2 separate regions of the Homo sapiens genome follow, and region 1 is linked to region 2. Evidence: read pairs that join two places in POLR2A ChIA-PET (ENCODE). Cell type or tissue: PC-9. All regions are shown on one strand. Region 1 overlaps CSTF3 (cleavage stimulation factor subunit 3). Region 2 overlaps ABTB2 (ankyrin repeat and BTB domain containing 2).

What was found. ChIA-PET counts read pairs that join two places held together with the same protein. Peaks named below come from ENCODE experiments on the same cell type or tissue, not always from the same donor. Only the 100,000 strongest peaks of a DNase experiment are listed, where the experiment ranks them.
Region 1: POLR2A ChIA-PET joins it to region 2 with 6 read pairs; 1 of 35 experiments calls an interaction of 5 or more read pairs at or near these places.

Annotation. Positions count from the first base shown.
Region 1 is chr11:33,154,835-33,159,834 of GRCh38, forward strand. The region is part of intron 1 of CSTF3 (cleavage stimulation factor subunit 3); the gene reads right to left. Among named protein-coding and RNA genes, the nearest start is that of CSTF3, 4.1 kb to the right of the region's middle. In PC-9, no CTCF peak of the experiment used is centred here; no DNase peak of the experiment used is centred here; H3K4me3 peaks cover 2,152 bases; H3K27ac peaks cover 974 bases.
Region 2 is chr11:34,272,784-34,277,783 of GRCh38, forward strand. All of the region lies in intron 1 of ABTB2 (ankyrin repeat and BTB domain containing 2), which reads right to left. Among named protein-coding and RNA genes, the nearest start is that of ABTB2, 83 kb to the right of the region's middle. In PC-9, no CTCF peak of the experiment used is centred here; DNase peaks (open chromatin) are centred at 2,178, 2,888 and 4,608; H3K4me3 peaks cover 735 bases; H3K27ac peaks cover 3,219 bases.

The sequences.
Region 1 (5,000 bases), 1.1 Mb before region 2:
TCATATGCCCAGATAATAAAGAACTATATGTGACAGGTGTCACAATGAGACCGGATATTAGGACCAGATGTCAGCTTAGTTCTGTGTTCCTTTACCAATGCAACCAAACCCTACTTCATGTTTGTTGTGAATGAAACTGAACATGTATCCTACAATACAAAACTAATCCCTCCAAATCATCCATAGATTAAAAATCTAAACATACAAACAACTCAAAAACTTAAAAAAAAAAAGATCTTGGGCCGGGCATGGTGGCTCACACCTGTAATCCCAGCGCTTTGGAAGGCCAAGGCGGGCGGATCATGAGGTCAGGAGATCAAGACCATCCTGGCTAACACAGTGAAACCCCATCTCTATTAAAAATATAAAAAATTAGCTGGGCGTGAGGGCGTGGTGGCGGGCACCTATAGTCCCCGCTACTAGGGAGGCTGAGGTAGGAGAATAGCGTGAACCCAGGAAGCGGAGCTTGCAGCGAGCCGTGATTGCGCCACTGTGCTCCAGCCTGGGCGAAAGTGCAAGACTCTGTCTCGAAAAAATAAAAATAAAAAAATTAAAAAAAAAAAAAAGATCTTGGCTTAACATATTAGTTCAAATAATTATATTTACCATTATCTGCTTAGTAAACTTGCATATTCATCCCCTAGGAAACAAATAGCTACAAAATATAAATTAAAATCTTAACCGTTTGGAACTTAAAAGATGAGACTTCTTTCAAATATGAATAATCCAGATTTAATACACTAAATAAACTAAGTCAAACATTAGAAAAACATTAATTAGGACACACAGAAGCTTTGCCCTTCTGATTTTATTCAATATTTACTATGTATCCTAAGTTGTCCATTAATCTAAAGATAGTTTAAACAACTGCCAACTCAAATCCCTTTTTTAGCCCAATTCTCACACCATTACCAACTGTCCAACAAAACAAAACAAAAAGACTCAAATTCACAGGTAGGTCCTATCTAAAGAGAAAGATTCAGAGACATGGTAGAAAAGCTTAAAATCACCGTCACCAAATCGAAGATTTAAAAAAAAAAGCTTAAAATCATGAATTGGTATGGGTAATTGTCCAATAGGTAAAAACACCCAAATACAGATTTTGCCCTTCTGAAGGTCTATCTGGGATGTAAATGCCTACATTCCCTGAAATAATGTTGAAGGAATGCAGTATCACCTAACACAGTACCTTTCTGCTGTATCTCTAAGAAAAACCCAATTCTCATTCTTTAAGCACAGAGCAACTTCTCTTAGGAACAACTGTCCCCAAACAGAATATTTGATAATGCTCCAGTTTCCTAAGAAATATCAACAATAAAGATCAAATCAATTTGCCTGCCCAAAACTGTTACACCAAACAAGCATCACTAAAAATAGGAGGCAGAAAACTAGGAAGGGCTGTTACAGAAAGATTTTGGAAAAAATAAATCCAAAAAAACACATTGTCCAACACACATAGTTGGCTCTTTCTCTGCCTCTTCTAACCCCTACACATATATGCACCTTGACTAAAATTGGCGATACTGTTACTTCTAAACAGCTTAAGTACTAATGTTTACCTAACGAAATAAACCAGGTTTCAGGTTTCAATGCTGTGGGTGTTTCAACTTTTTCTTTCCTTATTAATAATAAGTATATAATAGGACACATACTCTTCATTATTTTCTAAATCTTCCCAAAATTATTTTTCACTAAAAACACGTATTTATGAGCCTAAATGCTCCTTTGTTAAGAACTACCAGCAATTAATTTGCGCTTCTTAGAATCATGTAGCTTTTCCAAGCTGAGGATCATTTGGCTTGTATTTTAGGCCTTCCAAATTCTAGGATAAGTTATACATTATTTAAAAGGTGAAATATGGCTGGACTCACACCTGTAATCCAACAGTTTGGAAGGCTGAGGCAGGAGGATCACTTAAGTCCAGGAGTTCAAGACCAGCCTGGGAAACACAGTGAGACCTCGTCTCTACCTAAATAGTAAATAAATAATTTTTTTTAAAAGATGCAAACTTAATCCATTCATTTACTGAATACCTTTAAGCATCAAAATATTATTTCTTAGGTCTTTAAGACATAAAGATGAATAACATCATCTCTTCAACTAAAGAAGTTCAAAACCCAATGGAAAATGTCTAAATAACAGCATATTAAATGCCTTAAGAGTAGTGCACAAGGTTAAATAGACCTAAGAATGAGATCAAAAGTTGAATCAGGCATTAAAAAAAACAAACACCACAGGCTGGGCGCAGTGGCTCACGCCTGTAATCCCAGCACTTTGGGAGGCTGAGGCAGGCAGATCACTTGAGGTCAGGAGTTCAAGACCAGCCTGGTCAACATGGTGAAACACCATTTCTACTAAAAATACAAAAAAATTAGCCGGGCATTGTGGCGTGTGCTTGTAATCCCAGCTACTCAAGAGGCTGAGGCAGGAGAATTGCTTGAACCTGGGAGGCGGAGGTTGCAGTGAGCCGAGACCGTGCCACTGCACTCCAGCCTGGGCAACAGAGCAAGACTCCATCTCAAAAAAACAAAAAACAAACACAAAAAAACAAAACCATGAAATAAATAATACAGCCATAATTCCACACAGAAATCATATGTTTGTTAGGGGGGTAAACCTATATGCAAATAGTTTTTTCACCATTAAACTGGCAAAAACAATAAGCAAGGAGCTTCAGAAGAGATCCTTGAACACTATAAGGTAATTCCAATAGCTCTCTACATGCAAAATTGAACTTCCCTACTAGAGTTGAAAAAAAAATCACAGCAATAAACCTTTAGCAGTGATTTTGCTTGTCTGCAATAATTTCCCTCTGTTAGGGGGCACAAATCACAAATCTTAGCACCAAGAGAAAAATGACTATCCATATATTTTAGTAATAAATTTAAGATAGTATCAGGTTTATTCTACAAACTTGAACTTCAATGCTACTAAAAGGCTAAATCTACACCTGCATCTTGTAGGACTCTTTGTCCACCCCATCCCTTGGCATTTTTCCAAAGCAAATCCATGATTCAATGGTTTTAATTTTTTTCTTATTATTCTTTAGTCTCATTGAGTTTATTTTTCTCATCCATGATTTCAGGTTATTTTGGATACTCTCTTTTCCTCCAGATTTTCAATATTGTCTTAAATATCAAGCAAGGTACAGCTCATTCATATTTTCCATCCTTAAGGTGTTATTTAATGGTTATTTTAGTTGAAGCTGAATACAGTATCTAGGATTTGCTTCGAAGTAATGGGGGTGAGAGAAGCAAATGAAGTCATGGAGGAAACAAGATTAGCCATAAATTGAAGCTCTATGACAGGTACTTCATATATTATACTGTTTTTCTTACATGTTTGAAATGTATTATTAAAAAGTTAAAGAAAAGGCTATATGAAGATGACTTCCTTGTTGATAATCAGATGTCTAAATTGCCTTTCAGACTTAAGGAAAAGATATAAGAACCACCAAAAAGGTTTGGACAAGTTGAGTGTGCAAAAGAAAAATGGCTATCACTGATACTAACACACTAAGAGAAATCCATGAATCCATAGCGATACTTAATCTTTAGGAAGAAAAAAAGTCTTTTTTGCAGAAAGTATGAGCCAGTAAACAGACACAGACCAACAGAATTGTGGGTTTTAAAAACAAAACAAAACCACCATTTGCTACTTCCAATGTAAGAGCTGATTTAGTCAAGATTTATCAATTGATAACTAGGTATAAGGTGATTTTAAAGAAAACGGTTATCAACTCACAGATTATTAACTGCAAAGGGGAACATGACCCTTAACAATGAGATCACCCTAAACCAAGTGATCAAACTTAACCATCCTAACAGAACCCAGCAGAAGTACCTGCTAATGTAATGATATAATGTTAAGTATTCTATCCAAAAATACTTAACCCAAATATCAAGGCTGAGTATAGACCTAACTGTAAAGTTTTCAGGAAATACAGATGAAGGGACAAGTTAAATGACATCATCAACCCCCAAACCAAAAGCAAGCAAGCAAACAAACAACAAAAAACAAATACACCCAGAAAAGCAGTGTTAAGTGTCCTTGACACTTCGAATAGACAACAGCCCCAGGGGAGAAGAATGGTGAGACTACTTAAGAGACAGAAGTAAATGATTCAATATGTAAATCTAGATTGATTCTGGTTAAAAAAAAAATCACATTCTTGGGACAAATGGGGAAATTTAAAGAACTAGATTTTAGAAATACTATTTTCTTGGGTGGGGAAATGGTATGGTGGTTATGTAACAACATTTTGCTCTTATTTATAAGAGAATGCTGAAATACTTGGGGCTGCAATGTGTCAAAATACTTTCAAATAAACATGCGTGGACCAGGCGTGGTGGCTCGTGCCTGTCTGTAATCCCAACACTTGGGGACACTGAGGTGGGTGAATCGCTTGAGCCCAGGAGTTCCAGACCAGGCTGGGCAACATGGTGAATTCCTGTCTCTACAAAAAAAATACAAAAATTAGGCCAGGTACGGTGGCTCACGCCTGTAAATCCAGCACTTTGGAAGGCAGAGGTAGGCGGATCACTTGAGGTCAGGAGTTCGAGACCAGCCTGGGCAACGTGGCAAAATCCCCGTCTCTACTTAAAATACAAAAATTAGCGGGGCATGGTGGTGGGCGCCTGTAATCCCAGCTACTGGGGTGGCTGAGGCAGGAGAATCGCTTGAACCGGGAGGCGGAGGCTGCAGTAAGGCGAAATCGCGCCACTGCACTCCAGTCTGGGCGACAGAGCAAGGCTCCATCTCAAAAAAAAAAAAAAAAAAAAAAAAAAAATTAGCTGGGCATGGTGGCGCGCGCCTGTACTCCCAGCTACGGAGGAGGCTGAGGTGGCAGGATCACAGAGCGCAGGGAGGTCGAAGCTATGGTGAGCTGTGATGGCGTCACAGCACTCTAGTGTGAGTGACAAAGACTCTGTTCTCAATCTATCAGCATGGGGAGATAAAGCAAATATGGCAAGGCTTTCAGCTGTTGATTCCAGGCGAAG
Region 2 (5,000 bases):
TTTTATCGTATATATGGTTTATTTCTATAACAACTTGATAACTATCATGAGACGCAGTTCAGAGCTGTGGTTAAGTGTACAGCCTCTAATTCCAGACTGTCTGAGTTCTAAAGTTGGCATGGCCACTACTAGCTGTGTGACCTTAAGCAAATTACATAACTGCTCTGTGCCCTAGTCCCCTAATCTGTAAAAGGGAAACAACAATAATAGCGTTTCTTAAAGGCTAGGAAGATTAAATAACTTAATATATATAAAGTACTTAAACCGTCCTGACATTTAGCAAACATTCCATGATTTTTAGCTTTTTTTAAATTAAAAAAATTTTTTTAAATTTTTTGTTATAATTATGTTTACTATTTTTACTATTCCTGGGTCCCAGAAAGGGAGGGGAGTGAGGAAAATCTTGGCCTGACTTCCGCCACAGGGCTCAGGCCTTCTTTTCCTTTGGTTAATGGTTGTGATGCTTTATGGAAGTGAGCCAAGGATACACCAGGGGTCTACTTTTGTTGCTTTGTTTTGGAATAAACCCATGTTACAATTTTGAGAGAAAACTCCAGGCTGTCCAGGCCTGCTCTTGCAAGGCCCGGGGTCTCTCTGTTGGGGAACCTCGACCGACTCCAGGTTTGCTGCTTCAGAGAGTAAGCTGGCAGGGGATGCAGAAGGGATACAGTGGGCTGGTTCTACTCACTTCTCCACTGGACGAAGCCAGCATTTGACCCCAGACAACAGCATCCCCAGGCATTCTGTCTTCTGCTTAAAGACTCCTCCTCCATCTGAACTGTGGCCCCTTGATGGGCTTCATGGCTGAGTAACACTGGCAGACCTCCGAGGAGAGGGATGGAACAGGGCCTGATCTGACAACAGCCTCCCAGAGAGAAGTGACGGTGGCTACACAGTCTGGCTTCAAGGTCAAAGTTCCTAAAACCTTGCATCCCTTTATGCACTAGTACTGGGGCAACGATCTAGAAAAGTGAAAGGAACTCAGACACCTTTGACTGCATCATGGGCATCACTCTAAAGCAGGCTGGAGGGAAGGAATAACAATAATTATAACAAGTGAGACCCTGCCTCAAAAATAATGATATTTGGCCGGGCGCGGTGGCTCACGCCTGTAATCCCAGCACTTTGGGAGGCCGAGGCGGGTGGATCATGAGGTCAGGAGATCGAGACCATCCTGGCTAACAAGGTGAAACCCCGTCTCTACTAAAAATACAAAAAATTAGCCGGGCACGGTGGCGGGCGCCTGTAGTCCCAGCTACTCGGGAGGCTGAGGCAGGAGAATGGCGTGAACCCGGGAAGCGGAGCTTGCAGTGAGCCGAGATTGCGCCACTGCAGTCCGCAGTCCGGCCTGGGCGACAGAGCGAGACTCCGTCTCAAAAAAAAAAAAAAAAAAAAAAAAAAAAAAGATATTTAACTATGATAACAGCTACCAGTTACTAAGGACTTACTTTGCGTGGAAGTGCACTCGAGTCTTAGACTAATTCATGATGTGGCACTATCACCCTTTCTTACAATAAGTAAAAGAACAGAAGATGACAGAAGCCAAGGTCACAGCTAGTAAGCCACAGAGCCAGGATTCAAACCCAGGCTGACGGGCCTCCATTTTGGAGCTCTAAACCACCAGGCTGCACTCCATCACCAGAGACTGCAGTTCCTCTCACCTGGACTCTCAGTTTGCCCTTTATTAATACTATGATTCTTTCAGTTGTCTTATTTCTGGTTATAGCCGTTTTAATATGATCTTTGCATCCCTGCGTTAAGTAGTGGATTGGAATATACACACACACACACACACACGCGTGTGTGTGTATGTATATATTTTTTTCTTTTTTTTAAAGGCACACCTCAGCTGGATAACATTAAAAAAGAAAAGAAAAATACAGGTCATTTTTTCTTGGCCAAGAAGATATCATTGTGTCTAGGTGGGAGGTATGAGGTCAGACCAATGGTTCTGCAGAACCCTGTTTCAGACCTGGGATCCCATTAGGCATGCAGGTCAGCCACACAGTCTTGGCCGAGTGCAGTATTGCGCAAACGTGCCTTGAGTTTCCAATCTGGAAACATTTCCTGCTTTTCCACTTCCAGCCAGCTCTCATCCTCAGGCAGAGGTTGCCAGCCATTCCAGACTAAGCGGGGGTGATGACGTCAGTGGAGAGAACCGGACCAGCAGCCTGGATGCTCCGACTCCCGCCTGGGGCCTGAATCCTGGCCTCTGAAGGATGTTTCTGAGGTGGTAGTGACTCACCTGGGCTCCAGGCTGGCAAAGCTGCCTCGAGAGTCCTCATTCAGCTCCCTGCATCTTGACTATTTCTGAGGTAAACTGTGGGGACCTAAGCCCACACCACATTGAATCCCTTCCCCAAACCCAACAGGAAACATCAGATTCCATCATTTGTAATCTATCTGGCTTGGATCCATGACAGCATTCCTTACGCAAGCCCTGACTCCAACAGGGCTGAAGCCTGCAGGCCGAGGCTGTGCTGGGGAGTCTGAGTTACAGGCACCATTCTCCTCCCCTCCTGGAATGAGCCCTATTAATAATGGCTGAAGAAAAGCAGGTAAATGCCCCTCCTACCCCAGGGAAAAACATCCAGCCCTGCTGTAGAAGCCACACACACTTGACTTTCTCCAGAGATGTTTAGGGCAGGGGAAATGGGGGACCATGGCATGTCACATGCCTCCCCTGAATACAGGGCTCTCTTTTTTTTTTGTATCCTGCCTTAAGAGGGGGCTAAAGTAGCAAGCTGACCCTTGATATCCTGCCTAGAAATATCCACAGATGACACTGGTACCAACTGCAACCACGGTTTTTATGAGCACCCTAATCCACTACAAGTCACCTCCACTCAATGTGGATCCCGACTCCGTGCTTCCCTCGAGATCATTTTCCACCTGCTTTCACTAGCTGGTCTGACCAGTTTCCCTGGGCTACCAGGTCTAGTTAAGGGTGGTTGTTAATTATGCACAGAACACTAAGGAATAATAATACACTCTGCCAATCTTTCATGTCAAGAACACCAAAATTTTTGACTCAGAACTCCCTATGAGATAAAGCACTTATACCATTCTCATTGGGTCAGCTGGACACAGTCCTGTGATCCCACAGGTGGAAGAGGTCATGGCCCGAGAAGACAGCTGTCGTCCTGGAAGTCACACAACAGGGCCATTGCTAGACGGTAGAGAGGCTCCAATCAAGGCCACTGTCAAATACCTGAACAGAAACCTTTTCACATTTAATCCACCTACTCATTGAGCTCTCAGAAAATAGAAATGGCATTTGGGTATTACCAGTGTGGGAGGGCTTTGAATTGACAACTCAGGGGTCACAGTCTTTGTTTCTTAGGGGGGACTTCTAATGATATGCTCAAATAGAAAAAATTCAACATCAGAGAGCCATGTCACAAATCCTGGTTCACCAGTGCTGCTTGTTTGGTTAAAAAAAAAAAAAAAAGTTCTGATTCGATGTGACTAATAAGTCCCAAGACCACACTGTTGAAGGGTCCTAACCAATTTAAAAGTTTTAAAAAGCACTCAAAATAGATTGCCTTCCTTCTCCTCAAAACTTAATCAGTTATTCTTGGCTACAAATAAAACCAATACTGGTACTTACTTGAAGCTATACTTCATAATCCAGTTACTACTCTTAAGGGAAAATATTAATTCCTAAAATCCTACTTGGCTGTATATACCATGTGGAAAAAATATAGGGCCACAGAATTCTTCCCCACACACAGTCCCCACCCAGCCTGGCTCTCCCCCATCCGGGCCTGCCATTTCATCTCTGCTTTATTGGCATGCACATCTGGATTACATAAATTTCAAGTATGGGTTTCAATATTAGTACTGCTTAGGGTTACAATACTTGACAAATCTCAAATGCCAGGACGTCAAATCAAATTAGCTTGACCAGTCACAGAAGACAAGGGGAGAGAGGGATGGACGACTGGAGCACTACAACAATAAACAAGGTGCGCTGCTGATCCACTGTTCCTTGTTTAGCTGGCATGGAGGCTTCAGACGTGACCTAATAACCTCTCAGATCCAGGAGAATGCGAACCTGCAGGTCCATGTCTCCATCCCTTAGCAGAACAGTAGGTGCCCACTTGGCTGAGAAGTACGTGTGTATGTACGTATTTGAGATGGAGTCTTGCTCTCTCACCCAGGTTGGAGTGCAATGGTGTGATCCCAGCTTACTGCAATCTCCACCTCCCAGGTTCAAGTGATTCTCCTGCCTCAGCCTTCTGAGTAGCTGGGATTACAGGGACCTGCCACCCCACACAGCTAATTTTTGTATTTTTTGTAGAAACAGGGTTTCACCATGTTGGCCAGGCTGGTCTCGAACTCCTGACCTCAGGTGACCTACCCGACTCAGCCTCTCAAAGTGCTGGGATTACAGGCGTAAGCCACCGTGCCCAGCCAGAAGTATGTATTTAAAAGTTCAAATGAAACCATTTGGATGCAACCCCAGTTAATCTAGGGTCTCATAAAGAACATCTTTGAAATTTCAAATTTTACCTTTGTTACTCAAGTTCAGGTCTTAGCCCGTGGAGGTAGCTTTTGGCATGTCATGACCCTGGTATTTCAAGAGGGTGGTGGATTGGTAAGTCATGCAATTCTTCATGATAAAATCTAGGAGTGAGTGGCTACAAAAGAAGTTATCAAATACTTTTCATTTCATTTCCTAAATGTCTTATTTAAAAAAAAAAACAAACAGATTTGGCTGGGTACGGTGGCTCATGCCTGTAATCCTAGCACTTTGGGAGGCCAAGGTGGGTGGATCACTTGAGGTCAGGAGTTCCAGACCAGCCTGGCCAATATGGTGAACCCCATCTCTACAAAAATCAAAAATTAGCCAGGTGTGGTGGTCACACCTGTAATCCCAGCTACTCAGGAGGCTGAGGCAGGAGAATCGCTTGAACCCAGGAGGCAGAGCTTATAATGAGCACTGCACTCCAGCCTGGGTGACAGAGCAAGACTCTGTCTCAAAAACAAAATGAAAC